Regions from separate parts of the Homo sapiens genome. Here regions 1, 2 and 4 are each linked to region 3. Evidence: read pairs that join two places in POLR2A ChIA-PET (ENCODE). Cell type or tissue: Panc1. All regions are shown on one strand.

The links. ChIA-PET counts read pairs that join two places held together with the same protein. Peaks named below come from ENCODE experiments on the same cell type or tissue, not always from the same donor. Only the 100,000 strongest peaks of a DNase experiment are listed, where the experiment ranks them.
Region 1: POLR2A ChIA-PET joins it to region 3 with 28 read pairs; 4 of 35 experiments call an interaction of 5 or more read pairs at or near these places.
Region 2: POLR2A ChIA-PET joins it to region 3 with 16 read pairs; 7 of 35 experiments call an interaction of 5 or more read pairs at or near these places.
Region 4: POLR2A ChIA-PET joins it to region 3 with 10 read pairs; 2 of 35 experiments call an interaction of 5 or more read pairs at or near these places.

Annotation. Positions count from the first base shown.
Region 1 is chr19:40,301,206-40,309,205 of GRCh38, forward strand. It overlaps a transcript of C19orf47 not described here. Among named protein-coding and RNA genes, the nearest start is that of AKT2, 20 kb to the left of the region's middle. In Panc1, no CTCF peak of the experiment used is centred here; a DNase peak (open chromatin) is centred at 4,326; H3K27me3 peaks cover 862 bases.
Region 2 is chr19:40,152,850-40,160,849 of GRCh38, forward strand. No RefSeq gene overlaps it. Among named protein-coding and RNA genes, the nearest start is that of MAP3K10, 35 kb to the right of the region's middle. In Panc1, no CTCF peak of the experiment used is centred here; a DNase peak (open chromatin) is centred at 3,032; H3K4me3 peaks cover 356 bases.
Region 3 is chr19:40,216,114-40,224,113 of GRCh38, forward strand. It overlaps TTC9B (tetratricopeptide repeat domain 9B), which reads right to left and starts at 2,271. Exons shown (of 3, transcript NM_152479.6): 1 at 1,842-2,271; 2 at 1,074-1,256; 3 at 1-159. The coding sequence starts at 2,268. The coding sequence ends at 50. CCNP (cyclin P) reads right to left here. Exons shown (of 5, transcript NM_024877.4): 4 at 7,275-7,433; 5 at 6,095-7,190. The coding sequence ends at 6,939. RefSeq lists enhancers at 1,139-1,729, 3,308-4,507, 7,706-8,000. In Panc1, no CTCF peak of the experiment used is centred here; DNase peaks (open chromatin) are centred at 1,508, 2,688, 3,918, 5,928 and 1 weaker place; H3K4me3 peaks cover 2,499 bases; H3K27ac peaks cover 276 bases; H3K27me3 peaks cover 2,343 bases.
Region 4 is chr19:39,948,359-39,956,358 of GRCh38, forward strand. No RefSeq gene overlaps it. Among named protein-coding and RNA genes, the nearest start is that of FCGBP, 18 kb to the left of the region's middle. In Panc1, no CTCF peak of the experiment used is centred here; a DNase peak (open chromatin) is centred at 3,536.

The DNA of each region.
Region 1 (8,000 bases), 85 kb after region 3:
ACATGGGACTGAGCTGACAGATTATAATTTTTTTTTAATACCTACAGTATTATAGTGCCATAGGCATAGTTTGATGGCAAGTCCCTGGCTTCATAACCTTGAGAGGCTTTTATTTATTTATTTATTTATTTATTTATTTATTTATTTATTCTTGAGACAGAGTCTCGCTCTGTCGCCCAGGCTGGAGTGCAGTGGCATGATCTTGGCTCACTGCAACCTCCGCCTCCCAGGTTCAAGAGATTCTTCCTGCCTCAGCCTCCCGAGTAGCTGGGATTACAGGAACCCACCACCATGCCCAGCTAATTTTTGTATTTTTGGTAGAGACGAGGTTTCGCCATGTTGGTCAGGCTGGTCTCAAACTCCTGACCTCGTGATCCACCTGCCTCAGCCTCCCAAAGTGCTGGGATTGCAGGTGCGAGCCACCGCGCCTGGCCTGAGAAGCTTTGCCTGGCCAACATAGAGAAACCCATCTCTACTGAAAATACAAAAATTTGCTGGGCATGGTGGCCCACGCCTGCAGTCCCAGCTACTTGGGAGGCTGAGGCAGGAGAATCACTCCAACCTGGGAGGTGGAGGTTGCAGTGAGCCAAGATCACTCCACTGCACTCCAGCCTGGGTGACAGAGCAAGACTCTGTCTAGGAAAAAAATCTTAAAAAAAAAGGTCCAATCTGGGCCAGGCACAGTGGCTCATGCCTGTAATCCGAGCACTTTGGAAGGCCGAGGCAGGTGGATCACTTGAGGTCAGGAGTTGGAAAACAGCCTGGTCAACATGGAGAAACCCCATCTCTACTAAAAATACAAAACATTAGCCGGGCATGGTGGTGGGCACCTGTAATCCCAGCTACTCAGGAGGCTAAGGCAGGAGAATCGCTTGAACCCGGGAGGCAGAGGTTGCAGTGAGCCAAGAACGTGCCACTGCACTCCAGCCTAGGCGACAGAACAAGACTCCATCTCCAAAAAGCAAAAAAAAGAATCTTTACAATCAATCATTATTCTTACTGCTCTTACATAAATAATCAGGCCAAGTTTAATAAGAGACCAACCTTATTTTGCAACAAATTGATATTTTTTTCCTTGAAACAGGGTCTTGCTCTATTACCCAGGCTGGAGTACAGTGGTAGGATCACGGCTCACTGCAGCCTCCACCCCCCAGGCTCAGATGATCCTTCTGAGGTCAGCCTCCTGAGTAGTTGGGACTACAGGCATGCACGAACATGTCTAATTTTTTTGTATTTCGTGTGCCACCACGTCTGATTTTTTTGTATTTTTTATAGAGATGGGGTTTTGCCATGTTGCCCAGGCTGGTCTCCTAGACTAAAGCAATCTGCTTCTGCCTCGACTCCCAAAGTGCTGGGATTACAGGCATGAGCCACCACTCCTGGCAACAAATTGATCTCATTGTGATTGTGTCTGGCAGAAATGGGGGTGACTGTACAAAGAAAAATCATGTTTCAGAAGAAAACTATAGTGTATCCATTATTAGATTCTAGTTCATTGTTGTGGAGGGTTTGTTATTTACCTGGAAACTTGAGTGGATCCTGAATTCTTCCAGTTTCCTCAAATGTCTGGCTATGACTCTCCAAACTAACATTTCCAGTCTTTCTCCCTTCTGACTTGGAGTTACTGAAAGTAAGACTTCCTTTCCTGAAGCCCTGCAAGCTAAAACTAGAAGACTTGATAGAGACTTCAGATAAATCACCACAAACACTTAGGTATACACCACCTTCATGCCTACCAATATACAAACTAATCAGAAAGTTCACTGGGATCACACCTATAATCCCAGCATTTTGGAAGGCCGGGGTGGGAAGACCACCTGAGGTCAGGAGTTCAAGGCCAGCCTGGGCAACGTGGTGAAACCCCATACAAAAATTAGCCGGGCGGGGTGGCGGGTGCCTGTAATCCCAGCTACTTGGGAGTCTGAGGCAGGAGAATCGCTTGAACCTGGGAGGCGGAGGCTGCAGTGAGCCAAGATTGTGCCATTGCACTCCAGCCTGGGCAACAAGAACAAAACTCCATCTAAAAAAAAAAAACAGGCCAGGCGCAGTAGCTCACACCTGTAATCCCAGCACTTTGGGAGGCCGAGGTGGGGGGATCACGAGGTCAGAAGATCGAGACCATCCTGGCTAACACGGTGAAACCCCATCTCTACTAAAAATACAAAAAATTAGTTGGGCATGGTGGTGGGCACCTGTAGTCCCAGCTACTTGGGAGGCTGAGGCAGGAGAATGGCGTGAACCCAGGAGGCGGAGCTTGCAGTGAGCGGAGATCATACCACTGACTCCAGCCTGGGCAACAGAGCGAGACTCTCAAAAAAAAAAAGGCCGGCACAGTGGCTCATGCCTGTAATCCCAGCACTTTGGGAGGCCGAGGCAGGTGGATCACAAGGTCATCGAGACCATCCTGGCTAACACGGTAAAACCCCGTCTCTACTAAAAATACAAAAAATTAGCCGGGCGTGGTGGCATGCGCCTGTAGTCCCAGCTACTCAGGAGGCTGAGGCAGGAGAATCGCTTGAACCTGGCAGACAGAGGTTGCAATGAGCCGAGATCGCATCACTGCACTTCAGCCTGGGCGACAGAACGAGACTTTGTCTGAAAAAAAAAAAAAAAAAAAAAAAAAAAGTTCACTGGAACCCCTAATGCAAATTGCAACCAGGAAAATCTGTGTCAAATTATCACTGCCTGCCCCTACTCCAACTGAAAATGCTTTGATCCAGCATCTAGAAATCATGTCAATTGGCTGCCCTCCAGGCTCAGAAACTAGTTTACAGATTGCTGCAAACATTAACCTTATTCTTTTGTTTCCTCTTATTAAATACCTGTTTGCTTGTGCCATACAGAGGCCTGACTGTGATGGCAGCCCACCTGCCACACCACCTCCTGGAATGAGACAGAACTGATTAATTGGACTGACCTAGTCCCAGGTCTCATACTATTCAAACACTAATCTGATTTTTCTGTCATCCACCACCAAATCAACTTTTAGCATGTGGAACTTCTAGAGAAGTTTCAGATAGGAGAAATGAAGAAGTTCGAGAAATGCCATCCCAAAATACATCCCTTTGATAGACTGATTACTTCAAATGGAGGGAACCTGGGGAACAGCAAGGGCAGGGAGGACTTTCTTTGACCTTCCCTTATCTACCTAAACACGGATCCTCCAAAAGGAACTTCAGTGTCACGAATCCCCTCCCCAGGAATCTTCTCAATCAGGAAAGATGAGCTCAGATCACAGGAGATGAGACTGGAGGTTGGCACCACGCCCAGATCTATTCTTCTGGGACAACTTTTCTTAACTAAGAGACTTATAATCTGCATAACAAGACAACTTTTATTCACCATACACTTCCTCCCTGCACCCTCCCATAATTTAGGTCACCACCACCTCCTAGAAGCCGCAAGCCCCTCTTTTTTCTGTAGCTCAGGATGCTATATAAGCTTCAATCATCTGGCCCTTCTTTGAATCTCATATATTGTGGGGCTCCTGTGCATACTTACTTAATTAAAATGAGTTTTTTTCTACTGTTAATCTGCCTTATGTCAATTTAATATGTAGCCCAGTCAAAGAACCTAGAAGGGTACAGGGAAGCCATTTTTTGCTCCCCTACACCAGGCACATAGTTGGGACTTGGGGATCAAAAAATATTTGTTTACCAAATGCAGTTTTGATTAGGAAGGTTAAAGCTCTGTACTAGGCTGATTTTTATTCCAGGTCTGAACTTGTCTGTTTACCGAGTTGGCCAGGCACGGTGGCTCATGCCTGTCATCCCAGCACTTTGGAAAGCTGAGGTGGGCGGATCACTTGAGGCCAGGAGTTTGAGACCAGCCTGCTACTAAAAATACAAAAAATTAGGCCAGGCGCGGTGGCTCATGCCTGTAATCCCAGCACTTTGGGAGGCAAAGGAGAGCGGATCACCTGAGATCAGGAGTTCGACACCAGCCTGGCCAACATAGCGAAATCCCATTTCTACCAAAAATACAAAAATTAGCCAGGCGTTGTGGTGGGCACCTGTAATCCCAGCTAATCAGGAGGCTGAGGGAGGAGAATCGCTTGAACCTGGGAGGCAGAGGTTTCAGTGAGCTAAGATCGTGCCACTGTACTCCAGCCTGGGCGACACAGTCAGACTCTGTCTCAAAAAAAAAAAAAAGGTAGATTTGAAATAGAAAAATCCTTACAACACAGCCTCCCACATTACTAAGAAAAACTGAAATAATATAAACACCACCTGATCTTTTTCAAGAAGAGAAAAATTTCACAGCTGCCCAGTGGATTTATAAACTCTATTCACTTGCCACAAGATGGCGCCACATGAGCTGGTCATCCCTGCAGAAACCCAGCTATGTCTTGCAGGCATCAAGTCTTCCTAGAGCAATTTGCGGGACCATTATATTTGAACATTCACTGTCTAAAAGGAAGCTCTTACACGACACCTAAATGCAACATGTTAAGTCACCAGGGTGTCTCGGAAAAGATAAATAAATAAATGTAACATGTGATCCTGAATTGGATTCCAAGCCAGGAGAAAAAACAGCAATAAGGAACGTTATTGGGACAATTGATGAAATTGGAACATGAATTTTGCATTAGATAAAAGTATCATGTCCATGTTAAATTTCTTGTTTTGATAGTTGTACTGTGCTTATGAAAGAGAATGTTCGGCCAGACATGGTGACCCACGCCTGGAATCCCAGCACTTTGGGAGGCTGAGGCAGGTGGATCACCTGAGGTCAGGAGTTCAAAGACCAGCCAGCCCACCATGGTGAAACCCCATCTCTACTAAAGAATACAAAAATTAGCCGGACGTGGTGGTGGGCGCCTGTAATCCCAGCTACTGGGGAAGCTGAGGCAGGAGAATCGCTTGAACCCAGATGAAGGAGGTTGCAGTGAGCCAAGATCGCACCATTGCACTCCAGCCTGGACGACAAGAGCAAAACTCTGTCTCAAAAAAAAAAAAAAAAAAAAAAAGGAAAGAGAATGTTCTTGATCTTAGGAACTACACACAAGTGTCCTGAGGTAAAGAAAGACACATGATGTTCTCCAACCTAATTCTCAAATGGCTCATAACACAATAGATATAGATGATGCATGTATCCTTATGGAGGGGAGAAGAGGGAACAGTAAGACAAATGGAACAAATTGTAAACAATTGGCAAATCTGGGTAAAGAGTATACAGAAATCCTTTGTACTCTTGTTACTTTTTTTTTTTTTCTGAGACCAAGTCTCACTCTGCTGCCCAGGCTGGAGCGCAGTGGCGAGATCTCGGCTTACTGCAACCTCCGCCTCCCGGGTTCAGGCGATTCTCCTGCCTCAGCCTCCTGAGTAGCTGGGACTACAGGCACCCACCATCACGCCCAGCTGATTTTTGTATTTTTAATAGAGACGGGATTTCACCATGTTGGTCAGGCTGGTCTTGAACTCCTGACCTCAGGTGATCTGCCAGCCTCAGCCTCCCAAAGTGCTGGGATTACAGGTGTGAGCCACTGCATCAGGCTTCTTGTTACTTTTCTAAAAGTTTACAATTATACTAAAATAAAGCATTACCAAAAAAGTTATTTTATAGCCTGTAAGAATGTCATTAAAATTTTTTTTTTTTTTTTTGAGACAGAGTCTTGCTGTTGCCCAGGCTGGAGTGCAGTGGTGCGATCTCGGCTCACTGCAGGCTCCGCCCCCCGGGGTTCACGCCATTCTCCTGCCTCAGCCTCCTGAGTAGCTGGGACTACAGGCGCCCGCCACCTAGCCCGGCTAATTTTTTGTATTTTTAGTAGAGACGGGGTTTCACCATGTTAGCCAGGATGGTCTTGATCTCCTGACCTCGTGATCCGCCCGCCTGGGCCTCCCAAAGTGTTGGGATTACAGGCGTGAGCCACCGCGCCCGGCCCTTTTTTTTTTTTTTTTTTTTTTTTTTGAGACGAAGTCCTGCTCTGTCACAGGCTACAGCGCAGTGGTGCAATCCTGGCTCACTGCAACCTCTGCCTCCCCGGTTCAAGTGATTCTTGTGCCTCAGCCTCCTGAGTAGCTGGGATTACAGGCGCATGCCACCATGCCCAGCTAACTTTTGTATTTAAGTAGACTCTGTGTTTCACCATGTTGGCCAGACTGGTCTCGAACTCTTGTTTTGAAGTGATCCACCCACCTCTGCCTCCCAAAGTGCTGGGATTACAGGCATGAGCCACCATACCCGAGCAGGTGTGTTTGTTTGTTGTTTGGAGACAGGGTCTCGTTCTGTCACCCAGACTGGAATGCAGTGGCATGAGCTCGGCTCACTGCAACCTCTGCCTCCTGGGCTCAAGGGATCCTCTTGCCTTAGCCTCCCTAGTAGCCGCCATACCTGGCTAATTTTTGTATTTTTTGTAGAGACAGGGTTTTGCCTTGTTGCCCAGGCTGGTATTGAACTCCTGAGCTCAAGCAATCCACCTGCCTCTGTCTCCCACAGTACTGGGATTACAGGAAATTTCAGAGATAAAATTAGGTATCAACACTGTATGCCAGGTACTGTTTTAAGCCTTTCACACTAATCGACTCATTTAATCCCCAAAACCATTCCATGGGATAGGTGCTATTATTACTCTCATCTTGGTTTTTTTGGTTTTGTGGCTTTTTTTTTTTGAGACAGTGTCTTGCTCTATCACCCAGGCTGGAGTGCAGTGATGCAATTTTGGCTCACTGCAACTCCACCTCCCGGGTTCAAGCAATTCTCCTGCCTCAGCCTCCCAAGTAGCTGGGATTACAGTCACCCGCCACCACGCCCGGCTAATTATTACTCTCATCTTAGTGAAGAGGAAACTGAAGAGAGGTTGAGTAACTTGTGGATCACACAGCTGTAGGATCAAGCTCTTCATAATAACACACAATCAAGAAGGTTTAAGGATGGCCAGGATATGCTCTACTGATAATTCAGGACCAAGTACTCTGTAAAATGTCTGGAGGGAGGAAAGGCAACTTTATTTATTTATTTATTTATTTAGAAACGAAGTCTCACTCTGTCGCCAGGCTGGAGTGCAGTGACACAATCTCGGCTCACAGCAACCTCTGCCTCCCAGGTTCAAGCAATTGTCCTGCCTCAGCCTCCAGAGTAGCTGGGATTACAGGCGCGTGTCACCACACCCGGCTAATTTTCTGTATTTTTAGTAGAGATGGGGTTTCACCATGTTAGCCAGGATGGTCTCGCTCTCCTGACCTGGTGATCTGCCCGCCTCAGCCTCCCAAAGCGCTGGGATTACAGGTGTGAGCCACCACGCCCAGCCAGAAAGTCAACTTTTTTTTTTTTTTTTGAGACAGAGTCTTGCTCTGTCACCCAGGCTGCAGTGCAGTGGCGCAATCTTGGCTCACTGCAACCTCCACCTCCCAGGTTCAAGCAATTCTCATGCCTCAGCCTCCCAAATAGCTGGGATTACAGGCGTATGCCACTACACCTGACAAATTTTTGTGTTTTTAGTAAAGACAAGTTTTCGCCATGTTGGCCAGGCTGGTCTCAAACTCCTCACCTCAAGTGATCCGCCCGCCTCAGCCTCCCAAAGTGTTGGGATTACAGGCGTGAGCCACCACGCCCAGAATAGAACATTTTATAAGAATACACAACAAAAGCACAGTGGCTCAAGCCTGTAATCCCAGCACTTTGGGAGGCCAAAGCAGGCAGATCGCTTGGGCCCAAGAGTTTGAGACTAGCCTGGGCAACATGGCCAGACCCTGTCTCTACAAAAAATTAAAAAATTAGCCGGGCATGTGCCTATAGTCCCAGCTACTTGGGAGGTTGAAGCAAGAGGATTACCTGAGCCCAGGAGGTCAAGGCTGCAGTAAGCTGTGATCATGCCACTGCACTCCAGCCTAGGCAGCACAGTGAGACCACGTTTCAAATAAACAAATAAATAAAAGTGGATATTGAAAATGATCAGGTTTGTTTGAAGAAAATTCTGATTTCTCCTCCAGTGATAATGGCTAGTAGGTTCAGCTACATAATCAGCAGCCACTTTATTTCTCTCTCTCTTTTTTTTTTTT
Region 2 (8,000 bases), 63 kb before region 3:
ATCACGAGGTCAGGAGTTCAAGACCAACCTGGCCAACATGGTGAAACCCCGCTCTACTAAAAATACAAAAATTAGCCAGGCCTGGTGGCACGTACCTGTAGTCCCAGCAACTCAGGAGGCTGAGGCAAAAGAATTGCTTGAATCCGGGAGGCAGAGGTTGCAGTGAGCCGAGATCACGCCACTGTCACCCAGCCTAGGTGACAGAGCAAGATTCCGTCAAAAAAAAAAAAAAGACAGCACAGTGGCTACCCAGGGGAGCAGGGAGAGGACTGCAATGGGGAACACGGCGGGGTTCCTGGGGTGCCCAGCAATGTTCTGTTCTTGAAGCAAGTGGAAGTTAAAAGGCTGTTGTCTTATCTCATTAAGGTAGACTTTCGTTTGGTGTAGCTGGCTTCCTTCCTTCCTTTTTTCTTTCTTTTTCTGGAGACAGGATCTCACTCTGTTCCACAGGCTGGAGTGCAGTGGCACTGTCATAGCTCACTGCAACCTCAACTGCCTCTGCTCAAGTGATCTTCCCACCTCAGCCTCCCAAGTAGCTGAGACTATAGGCACATACCTCCACACCCAACAATTTGGTGTCATTTTCTGTATATATGTTTTATTTTACAACCATAGGCTGATAAAATAGGCTCCCAGGCCCAGCGCAGCGGCTCACTCCTATAATCCCAGCACTTTGGGAGGCCAAGGTGGGAGGATCACTTGAGCCCAGGAGTTCGATGCTGAACTCAGCTATAACCATGCCACTGCATTCCAGCCTGGGTGATAGAGTGAGACTCTGTCTTTTTTAACAACAAAAATAAAAAATAAAATAAAAATAAAAATAAGATGTGCTCCTCTGCTCCTGCTTCATCATCCAACCCTGTGTCTTTCTTCCTCCTCGTTGCAAAATAACTCCTGCATCTCCAGGTTGCACATCCACGTCTCCGGCAGGAAGTGAAGGGCAAACATCTAGAAACATCTAGAGTCTTCTCCACATAAAGTTTTGCCTTACCATTTAGAAAGAAAACCCTCTTCAGGCCCACAACAACCTCTGCCTCCCAGGTTCAAGTGATTCTTCTGCCTCAGCCTCCAGAGTAGCTGGGATTACAGGCGCCTGCCACCAGGCCTGGCTAATTTTTGTATTTTTAGTAGAGACGGGGTTTCGCCAGGTTGGCCGCAGTAGTCTCGAACTCCTGACCTTGTGATCCACCTGCCTCGGCCTCCCAAAGTGCTGGGATTACAAGTGTGAGCCACTGCACCCAGCCAAATTAATTGATTCTTTAAACCCTGACATCTTAGAGCACCGATCCCCAACCTTTTTGGCACCAGGGACCAGTTTTGTGGATGACAATTTTTCCATGGGTAGGGTGGGTGAGGTGGGAATGGGGGGATGGTTTTGGGATGATTCAATGACATTACATTTATCAATAGCTTCTCATAAGGAGCGAGCAACCTAGGTCCCTTGCCTGCACCGTTCACAGTACGGTTCACGCTCCTATGAGAATCTAATGCCACCGCTGATCTGACAGGAGGCGGAGCTCAGCTTCCCTGGCTCACCTGCTGCTCACTCCTGCCGTGCAGCCCAGTTCCTAACAGGCCATGGACCCATATCAGTCCATAGCCTGGGGGTTGGGAATCCCTGTCTTAGACTACTAAGTCCCATTTTCCTGAATTCTTGTGGCATCAATTTTTCATCAGCCAAGCATCTAACCCTCCAGCCACAGCCCTTGAACAAGCTTGCCTCTGGTACTTCAGCTCGACTAATCTTCTGCAAAATCAGTGGTAACTGGGCCCTGCCCCTCCACCGTGGATATGGAGAACGGATGCCCTGCATCTACTCCCAAGGCCTGCCTACTGTGCCCTGGAGTACTGTAGAAGCTGGAAAGCTATTTTTAAAATAGTAACTTCACCACTCTCACCCAAATAATCAATACTTAATTGCCAAATGGTTTTCAGTGCTTACCCTCCTGTCTTAAAATATCACGTAGACCAGGCGCGGTCCCAGCACTTTGGGAGGCTAAGGTGGGCAGATCACAAGGTCAGGAGATCGAGACCATCCTGGCTAACATGGTGAAACCCTGTCTCTACTAAAAAATACAAAAAAAAAAAAAAATAGCCGGGCGTGGCAGCACACACCTGTAGTCCCAGCTACTCGGGAGGCTGAGGCAGGAGAATGAAGTGAACCCGGCAGGCAGAGCTTGCAGTGAGCTGAGATCGTGCCACTGCACTCCAGCCTGGGCAACAGAGCATGACTCAGTTTCAAAAAAAAAAAAAAAAAAAAAGATGTAATACTAATAGAAAATTTGAGGCTGGGCATAGTGGTTCCTGTCTGTAATCCCACCATTTTGGGAGGCTGAGGCAGAAGGATTGCTTGAGCCCAGGAGTTCAAGACCAGTCTGGGTAACACAGTGAATCCACATCTCTACAAAACATACAAAAATTAGCCAGGCATGTTGGTGCATGCCTGTAGTCCCAGCTACTCAGGAGGCTAAGGTGGAAGGATCTCTTGAGCCCATGCAGTGGAGACCACAGTGAGCCGAGATTGTACCACTGCACTTCAACCTGGGTGACAGAGCTAGACATTGTCTCTAAAGGAAAAAAAAGAGAGGCCAGGCGCAGTGGCTCATGCCCATAATCCCAGCACTTTGGGAGGCAAAGGCAGGTGGATCACCTGAGGTCAGGAGTTCAAGACCAGCCTGGCCAACATGGTAAAACCCCGTCTGTACTAAAAATACAAAAATTAGCTGGATGTGGTGGTGGGTGCCTGTAATCCCAGCTACTCAGGAAGCTGAGGCAGGAGAATTGCTTGAACCTGGGAGGCAGAGGTTGTAGTGAGCCAAGATCGTGCCATTGCACTCCAGCCTGGGCAACAAGAGCAAAACTCCGTCTCGAAAAGAAAAAAAAGAAAATGAAAGAAATTTTGAGGTAACAGATGAGGAGATGATTGCTATGGAAAAGACAGTTTGTTACTCACAGTTCCCAAGAGGAAGGGGCATATGATTCCATGGGGGACCACACGAGGGAGCCCAAGTCAGTTAGGAGAAGAGACAGAGGAGGAAACTGGGCACGAACTTTTACCGTGGTTGCCACAGGAAGGAATTGCTGATGCTGCTTCTGAAGTGAAGTGTTGCTGGGGTAACACTCACGAAAAAAGCAGGCAGACAGGAAGCAAAAGTCCCTTCTCCTGGAGGTGACCAGCCCCCGTGGAAGGGGTTCCGGGATGCAGAACTTTCAGTGCTAAAAATGGGAAAGATCTGGGGAAAGTGGGACGAGTTGATTACCCTACTTCTGCAGTCTCCTAGCAAACTGTCTTGCCAGAGCCTAACATAGAACCATCTGGCAAAGCAGAAATGTGGCTTGCTTGTCCCAGCATCACAAAGCAGGGCACAGGATGGTGCGTTTGGAGCTCAGAGACAGTAACTCTGTAATTGATACTTTTTTTTTTTTTTTTTAAACAGAGTCTCACTCTGTCGCCCAGGCTGGAGTGCAGTGGTGCGATCTTGGCTCACTGCAACCTCTGCCTCCTGGGTCCAAGCGATTCTCCCAGCCTCCCGAGTAACTGGGGCCACAGGCAAGCACCACCACGCCTGACTAATTTTGTATTTTTAGTAGAGACGGGGTTTCACCATGTTGGCCAGGCTGGTCTCGAACTCCTGACCTCAGGTGATCCACCTCCCTCAGCCCCCCAAAGTGCTGGAATTACAGGCATGAGCCACCTGGCCCAGCCTGATACTGACTGTTTATGATCTTCCTGGTCCTCTCCAATCCGTCCTCTGGGCTGCCATTGAGAGGAGCTTTATAAGTAGATAAAATTGATCATTTCAGACTCTTGCCAAAAGTTTTCCATAGTTACCTACCAGCCAACCAGGGTGAAATTTCAACTTTTTAATGAGGTATAAAATGTTCCTCAAAGTTATCCTCAGTTACAGCCCAGTTTTATCTCCTCTCCTGAACTTGACATTCCAGAAATATATAAATCTTTGAATTTTTAAAAAATAAATCATATTCTCCATTTTCTATGCTTTTAATACACTAGTCCCTCATCCGGATAAAAAGAAGATTAGACGGGGGCAGTAGCTCACACCTGTAATCCCAGCACTTTGGGAGGCCAAGGTGGGCAGATCACCTGAGGTCAGGAGTTAGAGATCAGCCTGGCCAACATGGTAAAACTCCATCTCTACTAAAAATACAAAAATTAGCCAGACAGAGTGGTGTGAACCTGTAATCCCAGCTACTTGGGAGGCTGAGGCACGAGAATCACTGGAACCTGGGAGACAGAGGTTGCAGTGAGCCAAGATCATGCTGTTGCACTCCAGCCTGGGCGACAGAGGGAGACTCTGTCTCAAACCAAAAAAAAAAAAGCATATTAAGCCCCCCTTTTTAGAGATAGAGTTTTGGTCTGTCACCCACGCTGGAGTGCAGTGGCGCGATCACAGCTGGCTGACGCCTCAACTTCCTGGACTCAAGCTATCCTCCCACCTCAGTCTCCTAAGTAGCTGGGGCTACAGGCCCACACCACCATGGCCAGCTAATTTTTTTTTTTTTTTTTTTTTTTGGAGAGAGGGTCTTGCCCTGTTTCTCAGGCTGGTCTTGAACTCTTGGCCTCAGGTAATCCTTCCACCTCAGCCTCCCAAAGTGCTGGGATTACAGGCATGAGCCACTGTCCGCCCAGCCAAACCCCTTTTTTAGAAGAAAACATCAGATCAAAAGATGTGCTTCCACTTTAAGAATGGAAGTTAACTTCTGATCAGCTCAATGTTAGCTGGATTTGAAGGCCAAAGAAAATTGAAGCAAATGTATTTTTGAATTACATAGTATTTACTGTTCTCACGCTTCTGACACCCAAGGAGAAGAAAGATAACGCTCCCAGTGCTAATGAAACTTGCTAGGTTTTCTTTCCTGCTAAAGATATTTATACTTGAATTCTTTTATTTTTTAATTTTTTAGAAGCAGGGTCTCACTGTATCACCCAGGCTGGAATGCAGTAGCTTGGGCAGATCTCACTGTAACCTTGAACTCCAGGGCTCAAGTGATCCTCCAACCTCGGTGTTGAGATTACAGGTGTGAGTCACTGAACCCGGCCTTAAATTCATTTTAAGGCTTGGAACAGCTTTAGATTAATTCCATAAATGAAAAAGCTGTGGTTGATTTGAAAATTAGAGATGGTTTATAAAATAATATCAGGGGATATAAATGATTCTGCAATCATTTACCAAGCTTTTCCTTAAATTCAAAGGCTAATAAGCTTGCAAGGTTATCTGGTTAAAAGGGTGATTTTGCTTTTTGTTTTTTTTTTGTTGAGACAGAGTCTCACTATGTCACCCAGGCTCCCGAGTGCAATGGTTCCATCATAGATCACTGTAGCCTCAACCTCCCGGGATCAAGCGACCCTCCCATCTCAGCCTCCTGAGTAGCTGGGACCATAAATGCCTGCTACCACATTTGGCTAATTTTTTTTTTTTAATTTTCTGTAGAGATGTGGTCTCACTATGTTGCCAAGGCTAGTCTTGAAACCCTGGGCTCAAGTGATCCTCCCCACTTGGCCTCCAAAAGTCCTAGGATTACAGGCATAAGCCACTGTGCCCAGCCTGACTTTGCTTTCCCCACTCCCCACCCTTTCTACTGCAACATTTTTTCTTTTCAAATCAGGTGATTTCTGACAGGTCTTCTTCAGTTTTTCTCCAGCATGAATTCCTTTGTGAAGACTTCTGAGGCAAACTCTAGGCTGTGTGGGATCCTATTGAATTCAGTACCTCCCTTCCATGAGCTCGATGGTAAATGTTTACTCAACTGTCTTTCCACCATGCTAAACCTTCTGTTGGGCAGAAACTGTGGCTTTCCATCTTCAGATTCCACATTTTGAGCACAATATCTTCCCTATAGTAGACACTCATCCTACCCTTGTTGAATACATGTAAAATGACTTTTGATGAAACCAAATTTACATAGAGAGAAGGGTGGCCACAGGGATTCAGGGGGAAGGAGGGACATGGGAAGATATTGGTCAAAGGATACAAACTTGCAGCTATAGGATGAATAGGTTCTGCAGACCTCATGTAAAACTTGGTGACTGACTGTAGTTAACAATACTGTATTATATACTGGAAATTTGCTAACAGAGTAGGCCTTACATATTTTCACCACACACATAAACAGGTGACTGTATGGGGTGATGAATGTGTCAATTAGTTTGATTGTGATCATCATTTCACAATGTATTTTAAAAATCATATTGTAGGTTAGGCACAATGACTCACACTTATAATCCCAGCAATTTGGGAAGCCAAGGTGGGAGGATTGCTTGAGCCCAGGAGTTCAAGATCAGCCTGGGCAACACAATGAGACCCCATTTCCACAAAAAAAGAAATTTAAAAATTGACAGGATATGGTGGTGCACGCCTAGAGTCCCAGCTATTTGGAAGGCTGAGGCGGGAGGATCACTTTGAGCCTGGGAGTTTGAGGCTGCAGTAAAGTCGTGATCACACCACTGCACTCCAGCCTGGGCTACAGAGATCGATCCTGTCTCATTTAAAAAAGAAAGAAAGAAAAAAAAAAAGGCTGGGCGTGGTGGCTCATGCCTGTAATCCCAGCACTTTGGGAGGCCGAGACGGGTGGATCACGAGGTCAGGAGTTTGAGACCAGCCTGGCCAACATAGTGAAACTCCATCTCTACTAAAAATACAAAAGTTGGCCAGGCATGGTGGCGCACCTGTAGTCCCAGCTACTCGGGAGGCTGAGGCAGGAGAATTGCTTGAACCTGGGAGGCGGAGGTTGCAGTGAGCCGAGATCACGCCATTGTACTCCAGCCTGGGCAACAGAGCGAGACGCCATCTCAAAAAAGAAAGAAAGAAATCACCTTGTATATCTTAAGTATATACAATTTTTATTTTTAAGTTATGCTTTAATAAAGCTGGGAGGAAAAAAGATGTTCAAATGCAGCCCCAGCCAATTCTTATTCAACTTTGGCCAAGTTTAGGATGATCTGAGTTTCCGCTGAATAGCAGAGCAGAAGCTATGGCGTGTTGTGGCTACAAGTGAGCGCGCTGGTGTCAAGCTGCTTGGTGAGATAGCTGCTGGCTGTTTGGCCTTGGGAAAGAGATTGAGCTCACCAGGCCTGAATTCTTTTCCTACAGAAGAATGATGTTGACAACAGTGCCTCATTCATTGCATGGAGGATTAACTGAGGCAGTGAATGTTCAGTCCAGAGTACAGAGCTGGAGATTTTAGACAGAACTGAAATATTAGGTGGGCTGGGGGCAGTGGCTCACACCTGCAATCCCAGCACGTTGGGAAGCAGAGATGGATCACTTGAGCCCAGGAGTTCGAGACCAGTCTGAGCAACATAGTAAGACCCCATCTCTACAAAAAATCAAATTAAATTAAAAATCAGCTAGGTGTGTGTGGGTGGGGGGAGCACACCTGTAGTCTCAGCTACCTGGGAGGCTGAGGTAGAAAGATCGTTTGAGCCCAGGAGTTGAAGACTACAGTGAGCTATGATTGCACCACTGCACTCCAGCCTGGAAGACAGAACAAGACCCTGTATCTAAAAATAAAACTTTTTGCTGGGTGCGGTGGCTCATGCCTGTAATCCCAGCACTTTGGGAGGCCGAGACAGCAGATCACCTGAGGTCAGATGTTCAAGACCAGCCTGACCAACATGGAGAAACCCCATCTCCATTAAAAATACAAAATAAGCTGGGCATGGTGGCGCATGCCTGTAATCCCAGCTACTCGGGAGGCTGAGGCAGGAGAATCACTTGAACCCAGGAGGCGGAGGTTGCAGTGAGCCGAGATCGTGCCATTGCACTCCAGCCTGAGCAATAAGACTAGAACTCTGTCTCAAAGAAAAAAAAAATTTTTTTTTAAATAATAAATAATTGAAATGTTAGCTGTTAGAGTTCTATTCTTTGAAATGTGGTAAATGGCACTTAACTCACAGTGTTGGGGTTTTTTGTTGGTTTTTTTTTTAGACAGGGTCTCGCTCGCTCTGTCACCCAGGCTGGAGTACACTGGTGCAGTAT
Region 3 (8,000 bases):
CATGGTGAGGTGGGAGGGCGAGGGATAGAGAGGTCCCCCTGGATTGGCCTCAGCCAATTACATCCCGAGTCTGGGACCCAGCCCCACTGTCTTCCCGCTGGAGGCTGCAACGATTCATCTTCAGCTGAGTCAGCTGGATGTAGCGGAGCACATTGGTGTCTGCAGGGGAGGTGGGCAGGGCATCATCTGGGTGTCCCGGGGCAGCAGGTGACTTCCACACCTCCCTGGCTCACACCCCATTCTCCGAAGTATCCAGCAGCTCGCTCACACAGCCAGTAGAGCCAGAGCCCTTCCCCAAAGCCCCAGTCACAGTCGGCAGTCCCCAGTCACAGCGGAGCCATCGCACACCTCTGTGCGCCTGTATTTGCGGCACCCTCTGCCAGGAATGCCTCTTCGCAGAGGCTCCCGTCACACTTCTCATCCTCCAGCGACATCTGCAAGAAGTCTGTTCTCTCCGAGCCACTTAACAGGAAAACTAATCTCGTCTCGGCTCCCACAACCCTGCACCTGTTGTAATCCCTCTTCCTTCTTCATTGGCTCTTAATACAAAACTGAGTGTTGTGTCTGCCCTCCTGCACTCATGTGTGTAAGTGCACACATGCACGCACACACACACACACCCCAATTTCCTGGCATCGTCCACCCGAGTGGATGAGTGGATGGTGCAGGAAGTGAATGAATAGGTGTGCGTGAATGGGTGAGTGGAGGAATGAGTGTGTGCGGTAGGCAGGGGTGGGACGGGGTAATGGAGATGACAGTGGGTGGATAGGGAAGTGACTGAGCAGGTGAATAGGAGATATCAGATGTGGCAATGACGGTAGATGAGAAATGGCCGGGGAGATGTCAGAGGAGCGATAGGTGGACGGATGTTTGAATGGCGGGTGAAGGGCGGGGTGGATGAATGGATGAGTGGGCGTGTAGGGAGTAGGTGGGTGGCGCAGCCCTACCTAGAAGCAGCTCCGCGGGAGGAGGGCTCTGCTATTCTGCCCTGATCTTCCTGCCTGTTCCCTCCGCTGCAGCCCCTTTCCCCGCCCTGGGCCCAGCCCTCACCTCTGCCCCGCCCCGCCACTCACCTGTGGGTTCCCGGCTGCGGGCCTCCTGCAGGTAGCGCAGCGCGCGTGCGTAGTCGCCCAGGTGGTAGAAGGCAATGCCGGCACGGTAGGTGGCCTTGAAGTTGCCCTGCTGCTTCTCCAGTACCTTGAGACAGTACTCGCGCACGCGCTCGTAGTTTACCAGCTCCGACTGCAGCAGGCAAGCTGCGAGGGCCCCGCGGCCGGCACTCTCAGAGCCTGCTGGCACCCCCAGAACCCACCTGACTGCGAGGAGCCGAGGCTCCAGGCGGCAGGGAACCAGGCCTAAGGGATTGCTCCGGCAACCAGGGGCGCCAATCCGCTCGCCTATCGAAACAGGCGCAACTGCGCCGCTGCTAGGGGGCGCCAAAACACGGACAGGCGCCACTGGGCGATCCACCCAGAGCTGTCGGTGGGCAAGAGCACTAAGGCCCCGCGCGGGGGCGAGGGCCGGGACCTCGAGAGCCTGGCTCAGGGCAGACTTCCTCACCTTGGGTCCACGTGCGGCCAGGGGGTGGAAAGAATGACTCAGGGGAAGCGAGGCCCTGAATACCCGACCCAAAGACCATTTCCTGCATCCCAGCTCCCTCCAGCCACAGACCCCTGTCATCCCCTACCCCTAATCCCTTTCCTTGATCAAGCTCTGAAGGCTCCCCCAGAAGCCCACAGCCCTGGACCCTTCAGCCCCAGGGCCCCTGGCCCCCAAGTCGCCAAGCTCTCCCGATTGCCCCCTCCCCTCGTGCCCCATCCCCCCACCCCCCGACGGCGTACCCGTGAGGGAGTCGTAACACTCCACCTCCGTGCTCTCCACCAGGCGCCGCTGCTCCTCGCTGAGGCGCGCCGGCCCGGGGCTGCTGGTGGGCCCGGGGGCGGGGGCGGGCAGGCCGCTAGGGCGGGCCCCCTGCGCCGCCTTCAGCTGCAGCAGCGCTCGGTGGTACTTGCCGATGGCCTCCCGGAACTTCTTCTCTCGATAGCAGCGCTGGCCCTCTGCCTTGAACGCCACGGCGGCACGCAGGCTGCTGTCGAGCGCCGCGCCCAGGCTCCCCGACGGCTCTGGGGTAGGACCGGGACGAGCCGAGCCATGGCGGGAGCCCGAGCCTGGGCCCGAGCCCGGTGGGGAGAGGGCGGGAGGCGGGCGCGGCGGAGGCTCCGGGGCAGCGCTGAGCATCAGCACCGGGGACAGCGCGCCGCGCTGCATTGTGGGAAACTCCTGCCGCCGCCGCTGCAGCTACCGCATCGCCCCCCGCGGGGCTGGTCCCCACCCTTTCTCCGCCCCCTCACCTCCGGCAGCCGACTCCGGCTGCCCCCTATGGGTCTAGGGAAACCCCTCGAGACTTCCCCCATGCTCACTCTCAAATTAACCAAGTCCTAGTTCTCCAGCCCGCCCCCCGAATTGTTCCCATTCCCCTTACCCTCCCCAACCTCCTGCCTGCTCTCCTCCCCGGTGCCCAAAGCTCCCGAAGATTTCTAGAAGGAAAGGACGAGCCTGGGGGAAAGAGCAGGAAGACATCAGCCTCACGGAAAGCTGGCTCTCAGCCCACTGGCCATTTGGCATATCGAATGAGAACACAGGATTTGGACCCAAGCTTCCCAAATTCAAATCCCTGCTTACTTTCTCACTAGTGGTATGACTTAGACAGCTCGCTTAAACTACCTGGAACTCTGTATCCTCATCAGTAACATGGCACAATAATATCACCTTTAGGGCCAGTCGAGGTGGCTCACGCCTGTAATCCCAGCACTTTGGGAGGTCGAGGTGGATGGATCGCTTGAGGTCAGAAGTTTGAGACCAGCCTGGCCAATATGGCAAAACTCCGTCTCTACTAATATACAATATATACAAAATTTTTGTATATATACACAAAAATTAGCCTGGTGTGGTGGCGTGCACCTGTAGTCCCAGCTACTCGGGAGACTGAGGCAGGAGAATCACTTGAACCTGGGAGGCAGAGGTTGCAGTGAGCCGAGATTGTGCCACTGCACTCCAGCCTGGGTGACAGAGGGAGATGCCGTCTCAAAAAAGGAAAGGAAAGGAAAGGAAAGGAAAGGAAAGGAAAGGAAAGGAAAGGAAAGGAAAGGAAAGGAAAGGGGAAAGGGGAAAGAGGAAAGAGAAAAAAGGAAAGGAAAGGAATTAAAAATAATACCACCTTTGGGATTCATCTGTTAATTTATGAAACAAATATTCACTGACATCCTTTCTGTGCCCAGCTCTGTGCTGGATGATGCTGGGACATAGCAGACACTGCGTGAGCTTCAGACCCTACTCTCACTGGGCCCCAGTTCAGTGGGAAGACAGACCAGTGACCAGACAGTGACAGCCCTGAGCAGGCTAGCCTGGGAAGCACAGGCAGAGGGGTCGGGGCCGAGGTGGAAGAGGCACAGGCAGAGGGGTCGGGGCTGGGATGTGGGAGGTACCTGCCCTGGGCTGAGGTGGTGATAAAGTCTTCCTGGAGGAGGGAATAACTCTAAAAACAAGAGAGATCTCCTTCTTGCCCTCATCCAGCTCGGCTGTCTATGGGGGAAAACAAGTGAGAGGGCAAACAAGTCCCCAGGAAAGGAAGCATGCAGGAGGCTTTCAAGAAAAAAATCGAGGATGAATGAGTCAACTGCCCTTCAGTCCTCCTTTGCCGCCTCCTTAGCTGTGGGACCTGGGCCAAGTTCCTCGATCCTCCTCCTTCGGCTTCGTCTGTGCGACATGAGGATAGAAGGCAAGTTAACCTCAGAGCGGTTGCAGAGACTGAATTATCTTATGCAGGTAAGGCACTTAGCACAGGGCTTCATACATTAATGGGCAATTAACAACTGGTGTTTCTTATCGTCCATTAGACTCTGAGTCATGTGATCATGAGTGCCTGGCTCTGAGTCAGCATCCATATATAGTTGTTGAATGAATGAGTGTGTGAGTGAATGGCATTATGCATTACTACTCCTCCCCCTCCTCTGAGACTCTAGCTTGGGTCTCAGCCCCAGGCCTCCCCACTCTCCCCAACTCCACCCCCACAGCACATCCTCTAGCTGGAGGTCCCATGGCAGGTCACATGTGACAGACAGAAACCAGAACTCAGCACCTTCCATCTCAACCAGAGCATCTGCCTCTATCTCTTATTGTACTTTGCTGTAAAACGCTTTTGCTGAGTGAGTTTCTCCCTTATCCCTGGGGTCCAGCCTTGAACACCTCAGGGGTGCAAACATTTTCCTCTCTGCATCTCCAAACCCAGGCTCAGTTAGGAGTGTAAAACTCATGAATTTGAGTTCTTGAGCAGTGCACACACCTTTCCCTACCTCCGGTGTGTCTGTTTTGTAATGAAAAACACAGAGATCTGGCTGGGCGCAGTGACTCACACCTGTAATCCCAGGACTTTGGAAGGCCGGGGCAAGTGGATCACCTGAATTCAGGAGTTCGAGACCAGCCTGGGCAACATGGCAAAACCTTGTCTCTACCAAAAATACAAAAAATTAGCCAGGGGTGGTGGCGTGCACCACTTGGAAGGCTGAGGCGGGAGGATTGCTTGAACCCAAGAGGTGGAAGTTGCAGTGAGCTGAGATCACACCACTGCACTCCAACCTGAATGATGACAGAGTGAGACCCTGTCTCAAAAAAAAAAATAAAAAAAAAAGGAGATCCGTTGATTCATAACCATGTTTTCTGACGAAGTAAATGCCTAGGTACCCAGGCACAGTAGCACAGGACAACTGTACCTAAAATCACAGTCCTGCTGGGATGCAATGCTAACACTTTTACAACACCTCCTAGGTGTCAGACATTGTCATAAAGAGCTTTCCCTTTTATTTATTTTTTATTATTTATTTTGAGATGGAGTCTTGCACTGTCGCCGGGGCTGGAGTGCAATGACGTGACCTCGGCTCACGGCAACATCCACCTTCCGGGTTCAAGCGATTTTCTTGCATCAGCCTCCTGAGTAGCTCGGATTATAGAAGCCCGCCACCACACCCAGCTAATTTGTTGCATTTTTAGTAGAGACGGGGTTTCACTATGTTGACCAGGCCGGTCCCAAACTCCTGACCTCGTGATCCGCCCGCCTCGGTCTCCCAGAGTGCTGGGATTATAGACTTGAGCCATCGCACCTGGCTGCTTTACGTATATTTTAACTCACATCCTCACCACAGTGTCAGGAGGTTGGTACCATAATTATCCCCACTGACACCTGGGCACTTCCCAGGTTAAGTATATCAGACCCCATTGATAAAACTCTTACTATCCAGGACTTACTACTACAAACTGATGACCTTCGCAGAGCATCTTCCAGGCTTGGGAGAACCTATCTTCATAGCCCAGTATATGTGATGTGTTGGGCTTGTACAACCATTAAGAAATATTGAATTAGGCCGGGTACGGTGGCTCAAGCCTGTAATCCCAGCACTTTGGGAGGCCGAGGCGGGAGGATCACCTGAGGTTAGGAGTTCGAGACCAGCCTGGCCAACATGGTGAAACATGTCTCTACTAAAAATACAAAAATTAGCCGGGCGTGGTGGCAGGAGCCTGTAATCCCAGCTATTTGGGAAGCTGAGGCAAGAGAATCATTTGAACCCGGGAGGCGGAGTTTGCAGTGAGCCGAGACCGCGCCATTGCACTCCAGCAGCCTGGGCAACAAGAACGAAACTCCGTCTAAAACAACAACAAAAACAGAAAGACTGAATTAGTTGACATCTAAACGCAGATATGGAATTGCAGAATCTCAGGTTTACTTGAATAAGATCTGAAAATCCGGCAACATCGAGGTAGCATTTCTTCTGACCGGGATGGGCATTCTCAACTCCCCCACAGTCCCCATCTCTTGTGATTTTTTGCCAGTCCTTAAGGGATCCCAGTTTTATCCCGCTGAATGACTCTTGGGGAAGCCCGCCATTGCCCCCTGGTGGAGGAGTTCAGAATTTGCATTTTATCTCCCAGCAACCATTAAAGGAAGTGGTGAGCACATCCAATCAGAGGGATGCGAGGCCTAGAAAGCGACCAATCAAAAGCGAGAGGGGACCGGAATTCGACCAATGAGGGCAGAGAGCGCTCAGAATAAAATAAATTCTTTTATTGAGATGAGAGACGGACACACACTGGGAGGGTTTTGTTTTTTGTTGTTGATTTTTTTGTGACTGAGTCCCAGTACTCAGGGAGGCTCAGACTGGAGGCGGCGGAGCAGGCAGGCGGCGGCAAGGCTGGTCCCCTGGCGCTGGGGCCGCGCATACTTGAGGAAGACTGCGGCGCGACCCGGCGCGGGACCTCGGAGCGCAGCGCGGGCCATGCACGGCTCGAGGGTGCCCAGTTCCTCGGGGCTGCAGCAGGGAGATGGAGAAACTGAGGCAGGGCAAGTGGTTGGAGATGACCCATCCTTGGAACTGGAGACTGGAGGCTGAGAAGAAGCGTCGATGTGGTTCCCCACGGACGGGTCGGGGGCTCTCTTGAGATCGGGCACGCGTCCCGTCTTCAACTGGAGTGACTAGGCGAGCACCGGGGAGAGGTGGACACCCTATTCTTCCTACAGGGCGCGGCTAGTGCGGAGTCAGAACACTCGAGGAAGCAAGGAGGGGAGCTGAGGATGGGCAGCCATCCTCTCTATGCTGGGTGCACAGGCTGAGGGAAACCATGGTTCGCCCTGCCACCTGGTAGCATGGTTAGCGGCCCTAGCAGCTAAAGGAACACCCCATCCACCACCAGATACAGAGATGGAGGACTCGAGGCCTGGGTGATCCTTCGTTCTCAGCCCTGGAAGGCAATAGGAGCATCTTCTGGGCCTGGGAGACTATCTTCCACTCTGGGGCAAGGTTAAGAGACCCCAGATCTGGACTAATGGGGTCCTCCCACCCCATTCTCTCCCACACCCAGAAAAATCAAGTCTAGGTGCCACCTCCTCCTCAATAATTGTCTCTCATTCTCCGAGACCGTAAAAATGACCAGGAAGGTAAGTCCCTGAAGCTGCGGTGACCCCATACACTTCCTCCGCCAAGACTACACCTGTAAAGTTCTGGCTGGAGCCTGGAGCCCGCCCCGTCGAGCAAGCGGTGCGCCAGGCTCAGAGCCGCAGCCGCACGACGACCCGGCTCCCATCCCGCCGCCTCGGCCTCCAGCAAAGACAGCTCCAGGAAGTAGGTGGCAAGTAACATCACCTGCAAGTGAGGCGGGGCGACTGTCAGGCCACGCCCCACTTCGCGCCGGCCACGCCCCCACCCCGCGTATTCACAAGGGCTCACCTGGGGGCTGCTCCCTGCCAGCGCGGCCAGCAGCCCGAGGCACAGCAGCGGGCCGGGGTGGTGCAGCCGGAAATCCAGGCGGCTCAGGATGCGACGCTCGGCGCGCAGCAGCTCCGCCCGTGAGAAGGAGTCCGCGCTCAGGAGGCAGAGGAAGGCGGGCTGCAGATGGGGGATGCGGGGGGAGGTGAAGGAGTCTTGGATCCGGGCTCTTTACTCCCTGCCCTGGAAAGGCCCCAAGTTCCGGACCTCAGTTTCCTGGTGTGTAAAATGGGGCCATTGACTTGTGTCTGGAAGTCGTAGAGAGCACGGGCTTGAGGGTCCTGGGTTCAAGACCTAGGTTCGAGTTCAAACCCCATCATCTGCTCACTGTGTGACATAGGACATTCACTTAAGCTCTCTGCCTCAGCTACCCCCCGCCCCCCGTAAAACAGATACTACTCCCTGCTTCACCAGGCAGTTCTGATAAGGCACTGAATTCATGCATGTTGACGGTAACTATTCAAGATGGACTAGTTTATATTATTTTTATTTACTTTTCTAAATTAGAGACGAGGTCACCTTGGCTCCCCAAAGTGATTTGTTTTGTTTTTTTTTGTTGTTGTTGTTTGTTTTTTTGGAGTGCAGTAGCGCGATCTCACCTCACAGCAACCTCCGCCTCCTGGGTTCAAGCAATTATCCTACTTCAGCCTCCTGAGTAGCTGGGCCTACAGGCGTGCACCACCACAC
Region 4 (8,000 bases), 270 kb before region 3:
AAGTCTCTTCCCTTCTTCAAGCTGAAGAGCCCTTAACTAAGGCTTGGAGCTCTGCTTCCTGAGCTGAAGTGCTTAGGGGAAGTTATTTTGCCTCTCTGGTCCAGCGTAGGCTGACAATAGCATGTTTTGCCTTCCGGGCTCCATTTTATTTGTTTGTTTGTTTGTTTTTTTAGATGGAGTCTCGCTCTGTCACCCAGGCTGGAGTGCAATGGCGTGATCTTGGCTCACTGCAACCTCCGCCTCCCAGGTTCAAGCGATTCTCCTGTCTCAGCCTCCTGAGTAGCTGGGATGACAGGCGCATCACGAGCCCAGGACTTCGAGACCAGCCTGGGCAACATGGTGAAACCTGTCTCTGCTAAAATACAAAAAATTAGCTGGGTGTGGTGGCGTGCCACCATGCCTGGCCTGCAGGCTCTATTTTCTACAAAACAACCCCCATCTGTAAACCATTCTTCATCTGGATTCTCTCAAGGGGTCTCCCGTAAATCTATCCAACTAGAATAGATCTGCTCCAAAGTTTCCACATAGGTGTGTTCCAGTGTCCCCAAGGTGGGCAAGGGAAGGAGGGTGGCAGCATTCAAGGACTCATATATCTTTAAGGTCAAGTCTGGGGTGTCTAACAGTGGGGCTTGATTTTGAGTTAACCTTCCCCGAGTTAGCCAGTGGCTCCCTTTGATTTCCAACACATTCTGGACCTGGTAAGGAGTATAAACTTCAAGGGATTGGCCTAGCATGAGTTTGGAGATATCCCTGACCAGGAGGCTGGTGGCTGCCACTGCCCTAAGACAGCCAGGCCACACCTGGGCTACTGGGTCCAGTTGATTTAAAAAATAAGTCACTGGCCTTTGGACAGGCCCTAGCTTCTGAATTAGGACTTCCAGGGCTTTGCCCAGAGAGGTGGAGGCTATCTGGAAACCCCGGGGGTAGCACTGTCCAAGTACAGTGGGGAGCTTCCTGAGTCTCTGGATCCTTCCATTCAAAGGCAAAAATGTAGGTGGAGTCAGGATGCAGCATATATTAAAGAAAACATCCTTTAGATCCAGTACAGTGTAAAACTGTGTGCACCCAGGGATTTGAGAGTGGAGTGTGTATGAATTAGGGACTGAAGGATGTGTGGGAACAACTGAGTCATTCACTACTCTAAAGTGTGGAAGAAACTGGTATTCTACATTTGGTTTCTTCACAGGCAGGACTGGAGTATTACAAGGGGACTGCAGGGCTGAATTAGTCTGTTCTGTATCAATGTTTCCAGGAGGGGCCATATCCCTTGTAGGGCTTCTGGCCTCAAATGGTATTTTGGCTTGCGTGGGTAGGGTAGGCCTGGCTTAAGCTTTATTTTAATATTCTCCTCATTGATGACCTGTCCTGAAATGTTGGTATCCCATACAGACTTTTCCACTCAAATCAATATCTTTTCTAGGACTGGGGGTAGCTTCTGATCTTGGGGAACCAAAAGGGCCAGTAAATGGATTCCTTTCTCAGGAGGCACTGAGACTTGTATGGCATTCCCCTGGAGGGAAACTGAGGCTCCCAACTTAGATAATAAGTCATGAACCATTAAAGGAAGGGGACACTCAGGGACATATAGGAAGGAATGAGTGATAGCCTTAGATCCAATTTTACAAGTCAAAGGAAAGGTAAACTGTCTTACCTTGGGTTGTCCATCTGTTCCCGTCACTGTACAACTGGCGCTGAACAGAGATCCATCAGGATGGGTCAGGACAGAGTAGGGGGCTCTGGTATCCATAAGGAATTCAGTTTCCTACCTGCCATATTGAGGGTGACCCAAGGCTCCACAGTGGTGATGGTGATGGAACTCTTCAGGACTGGAGGCAGATAAGCATTTGAGAACACCTCATTCAGAGGGGGTAGCCTTTTTATTTGAGAGGCCAGCAACAAGAGGAGTGGGCTGGGGAGGTCTACTCCATCCTGGCTTCCCAGAAAAGAATGGACAGTCCTTTCTCCAGTGCCTCTTCTTACAGTAAGCACACTGGTTGCACCCCATTTCCATGGACATTGGGTGGGGTTTAATCCCCACCCCCCCGCATTCAGGTTTCTCTGTTACCTAAGGTCACCTCAAGGTGGGCCTATGATTATAGCAGCCAAAATGTGTGTCTTCCTTTTTATTCTCTCATTTTTCTACACCTTCTCTGCCTGGTCCCAGTTGTTAAAAATGTTGAAGACCTCTGCTACCAACGTTGCTTGAAGGGTCTAAGGGTCAGCTTTCAGCTTTTGAAGGTTTTCCCAAATGTCTGGCACAGCGTGGGTTATAAAATGCATGGCCAGAAGTGTTAGGCCTTCATTGGTCCTTGGGTCTATGTTACTATACTTTCTAAAAGCCTCAGAGAGCCTATTAAGGTACCCAGCTGGATTTTCATCCACTTCCTGAGCAATTATTTTACTTTATTATACTTTACTGGTTTTGTCTGACACCCTCTGATATGCAATTAAGGAAGTGATTGATCCTTAACCAGTCCCTGTCATCCGTATAAACCCATTGCGGGTTCTGCTCTGGGACTGCCTCACCAGATACCCAGTAAATGACATGGCCAGGATTATATCTGGCCATCTCCTCTGCATATTTCTTACCCTTTCCAAGATTCGAGTTTTTTCACCAGGAGTACAACAACGAGTTAGGACTACAAGAACATCTTGTCAAGTCAAAGGAAAGGTTAGACTAAACTTAATAAATTCATCACTAAACCTATCTGGATTGTTCAAGAACCGGCCAAACCAATCCTTGCCTTGATTTATGTCTGACATTGGTAAGGGTCCATGTACCTGAGTTGCCCCTCTAGTTCCATCCGTTACCTCCCAGGGGGAAAGCAGCCCTGGTATGGTGGGGAAGTGAAGGAGGGTGCTGACTTGGAGCCCAGTTGGAGCCACACTGGGGACAGCACTGAGGGTTGTTGAGGAGTAGAAGGGGAAAGCCTTCCTGACCCAGCATGGTATGGAGGAGGCTCCAGACAGAAGGAGAAAGGATCCACAGTAGCAGAGAGGCCTGCTTCCCACCCTGCCCTTAGAAAGGTAGTGAGAGAATTGAGCCCTAGGGGTTAAAATCTGAGACAGGACTTGGCTCATCTCTCAGCTGTTGCTTGAGAGGTACCATATAAACCTGGCAGGAGTCCTAGAGTTTGAGATCCAGATATAATTTCCTGAAGGCCTGCATGTATGGAATCTCAAGCTATTTATTAGAATTTTTTACAGTATATATCCAATTGGAAAATGATGTTGTAACTGAAGGACCCCATTCTCAGGTCATTTCTCTTGGTACCCCAGGGGATACTGAGGCCAAGCAACATCACAGAGAAACACGAGCTTCTTTTTCTTTGTAATATCTCATTTAAACTGATCCCAATTACAGAGGATGCATCCAAGGGGGGGAATCTTTTGGGACGTCTGTAGTGTTTCCCATGGTAGAGCTGGTGTCCTGTAATCAAGAGGTCTGGTGAGGGATGCAGCCTCTGACTCTGACAGTCTTCACAATTGCAGCACACATCCTGGTCTGACTCATCCCAGACCTTCAAATCCCTGGCAAGAACTAAGCAAGCCAAAGAGGACAGAGGGAGGAGAGCAGAACGAGGGGGCTTGAGAGCCTTTAGCTCTTGGATTTGCCAGCTTCAACCCACAAAGTCTAGCAAGTAGTAGATTTTACATCAGCTCCAAGTAGAACTTACTCTACACCCACATTTATTTACATGGACTCTAACAAGAAACGAGATGATGTACTAGACAGAGGAAAAATTTCATCTGGCCTAATGAGTAAGGCTTCCTTCCAAGAATCCTGGAGGGTGGCTTCACCCATGCAACAAGGACCAGAAACAAGAACGCATTTCCATTCAGACAACTGACAAAACAGATTATAAACGTCCAGGCTCCACAAAGAAGAATACGGTCAGGGAAAATACTGAGTGGTTTCAGTATTTGAAACAAAAGAGAATTCCAGATTGCCGGCTGGTACCTAGCCCACACATGTCTGGGGCAGTTCCCTAGACCAATCTCAGAAGGGCCAGCCAGAATCACTCCAACTGCCTACGCAAGTTTCCCAGAAGGGCTAACTGGAATCACCCCAACTTCCCACCCAAATTTCCAAAAATAAGGGAGAGAAGGAGAGACAAAAGAAAGAAAGAGGCCCTTATCAATGTCAGACATAAGTCAAGGCAAGGATTGGTTTGGCCGGTTCTTGAACAATCCAGATAGGTTTAGTGATTAATGTATTAAGTTTAGTCTAACATTTCCTTTGACTTGACAAGATGTTCTAGTAGTCCTCACTCATTGTACTCCTGGTGAAAGTTTCAAATCTTGGAAAGGGTAAGAAATACGCAGAGGAGATGGCCAGATATAATCCTGGCCATGCCATTTACTGGGCATCTGGTGAGAGAGAGAGAGAGAGAGAGAGAGAGAGAGAGAAGAAGAAGAGCAGACTCACCTAGGGTCCAGACTTGACTCTCCAAAGCACCAACACCAAAGCAATGGTCCAGAGTGGCCACCTTTGTTACCACCTGGTCAGTTGCCTCTGTCCTCCAGGAAGTCTTGCTAACTCCTGTGGGGACCTAAAATGAGGGTCCCATCTGGGGTACCAGGAGATGTTACAATCATCCTTGGTTCTTGTAGTCTTCCAGGATAGAAATCAAGTGAGATTGCTGGGTGTGGTGGCTCACCCCTGTAATCCCAGCACTTTGGGAGGCTGAGGCAGGTGGATTGCTTGAGCCCAGGAGTTCAAGACCAGCCTGGGCAACATGGTGAAAACCCATTTCTACTAAAAATACGAAAAAAAACAGCTGGGTGTGGTGGTGCACACCTGTAATCCCAGCTACTTGGGAGGCTGAGGCAGGAGAATTGCTTGAACCTGGAAGGCAGAAGTTGCAGTGAGCTGAGATTGTGCCATTGCACTCCAGCCTGGGCGACAAAACAAGACTCCATCTCAAAAAAAAAAAAAAAAAGAAAGAAAAAGAGAATGTTTATTTTAGCTTGTGCACAAGAAAGGTCAGCACTGCAAAAGGAAAAGGGTGGGCTGCACCCCAAAGGGAGCAGGTTGATCTGTCTTATAGGGGCCTAGCTGCTGTGACGTGCCTGTCATTGAATGTTTAGGAGGGATTTCTTTGGTGCCTGCACAGTGGTTCAACACGCTTTTTCATACATTGTATATAACATTAGCATTTTAAATCACCTCTGGGCATGATTTTTAGCATTAAAATAAGGAAAAGTTGAAACAAGCCTAGCTGTACTTGCAGGTCCCTGGGGAAGTCCCTAGGCCCCTAAAGCAGGAACTTGTGGTTACTAGCTTCTTGGGCCTTTGATGCTGATTGGCTGGAGATTAGGTAAGCTACATCTTGAGTAAGGGGCTTTTCTTCTTTTTCTCTGGACCACATCAAAACAGGAAGTCAGCCAGCTTGCCTGTCACAAAACCAGGAGTCAATAAATAAAATGATTTATTATTTGAATAATGTATTTGTAGGTTCTTTTGGGTTCTCTACACATACAATCATATTGCTTATGAATTAGTTTAATTCCTTCCATTCTCATCTTTATAACTTTTCTTTAGGCTTTCCAATAGATAATTGAATAAAAGATATGATGGGGGCATCCTAGTCTTGCTTCTGATCACAAAGAAAATACTTTCCATTGGTTTTTGTTGTTGTTTGAGAGGGAGTCTCGCTCTGTCACGCAGGCTGGAGTTCAGCGGCACAATCTAAGCTCACTGCAACCTTTGCCTCCTGGGCTCAAGCGATCCTTCCATCTTAGCCTCCCAAGTAGTAGGGACTACAGGCACATGCCACCACGCCCAGCTGATTTTTGTATTTTTCTGTAAAGATGGGGTTTTTGCTCAGGCTGGTCTCGAACTCCTGGGCTCCAGTGATCCACCTCCCTCAGCCTCCCAAAGTGCTGGGATTACACGCATCAGCCACTACACCCAGCCTGTTTTCAATATTTTGCTATTAAGTATGATGCTTACCGTAGCATTTTTGAAAGTATACATTATTGTATTAAAGAAGTTTCCTTCTACTTTTAATTGTTTAATCATAAATAGATGTTTAACTTTATCAAATGATTTTTCTGCATCTGTCTCAATGATATTAATATCCATTGTTGATCATTACCTTGATGTAGAGTTGCTAACTAAGATACAAGACCTCCAGTTCAATTTGAATTTCAGGTGACAATTAATTTTTAGTATAAATATGTCCCATGCCATTTATTGGCTAAATCTGGAAACCTGTCTAGTTCCATTATTTCACCAGGGCTTTGCAAAATGGGGATTTTTAATGTATTATTTTCTCTTCATTTATTAACTACAATGCTATTATACAAAGAAGCATCCCCTCATTAATTCTCTGGTTACCCTAAATTGTAGTTAATACAGAAAAAGCAACTTAAATGCTTCAATTTTCAGTTTTAGTACATTCTCTCTAAAGGTAACCAAAACGTGTGTGTGCGTGTGTGTGTGTGTGTGTGTGTGTGTGTGTGTGTATGTAATATCCTTATGAATGCATGGATTTTTAACATTTGAAGTGGTCAAACCTTAGACCAGTGGGAGCTGTCTTGGTTTATGGTACATTTCCTACCCAGAACCACAATCATCCATTTCTAAAAGAGCCACAATTCCTATGATTACCAAATTGTATTTATTTATTTATTTTGAGACAAAGTCCTGCTCTGTTGCTGAGGCTGGAGTACAGTGGCATGATCATGGCTCACTGCAGCCTTGACCTCCTGGGCTCAAGTGATCCTCCTGCCTCAGCCTCCCAAGTAGCTGAGACTACAGACGTGCATCACTACACCCAGCTAATTTTTAAATTGTTTGTAGAGACAAGGTCTCCCTATGTTACCCAGGCTGCTCTCAAACTCCTGGATTCAAGTGATCCTCCTGACTTGGACTCTCAAAGTGCTGGGATTATAAGTGTGAGCCACGTGCCTGGCCCCAAATTGAATTTAGACACTATAATTTGAGCACTAGGGGAGGAACTGCCTTTAATATTTTTAATTTTGTAAAACATTTGCACAGTTCCAGAGCCAAAACTTGACAATAAGTTATCTTCACAGAGCTTTAGCTGCCATCCCTGTCCTCTCCACATTTCCTCCCTTCTCCTGTGAGTAACCATTTTTATGGGATTTTCATTCAACTTTCCATCATTTCTCTTTGAAAATATAGGGAAAGACATACATATACAAGTGTGCGTGTCTGTGCATTTCCCTTTCCTTCTTTTGCAAAAGGTAGCATATTATAGCATATCATACACATTGTGTTTTCTTCTTTTTGTTTTGTTTTGTTTTGTTTTTATGAGACCAAGTCTCACTCGGCCGCCCAGGCTGGAGCGCAGTGTCACGATCTCACCTCACTAACCTCCACCTCCCAAGTTCAAGCGATTCTCCTGCTTCAGCCACTCAAGTATCTGGGATTACAGGTGTGTGCCACCATGCCCGGCTAATTTTTGTATTTTTTAGTAGAGACGGGTTTCACCATGTTGGCCAGGCTGGTCTTGAACTCCCGACCTCAGGTGATCCTCCCACCTCAGCCTCCCGAACTATTGAGATCACAGAAGTGAGCCACTGCGCCCAGCTCACACTGTTCTTTATTTTACTTTTTTTACTTGACTTTTTTTTTTTTGAGACGGAGTTTCACTCTTGTTGTCCAGGCTGGAATACAATGGCACGATCTTGGCTCACCGCAACCTCTGCCTCCTGGGTTCAAGCAATTCTCCTGCCTCAGCCTCCCGAGTAGCTGAGATTACAGGCATGTGCCATCACGCCCGGCTAATTTTGCATTTTTAGTAGAAATGGAGTTTCTCCATGTTGGTCAGGATGGTTTTGAACTCCTGACCTCAGGTGATCCGCCCACCTCAGCCTCCCAAAGCGCTGGGATTACAGGCATGAGCCACTGTGCCTGGCCCATGAGCCACCACGCCAGGCAGGCACGTACTATTTTTCATTCCCACTAGCAATGTGAGAGTGCCAATTTTCCCACAACCTTGGCAAGAGTATGTTATCAATCTGATAGG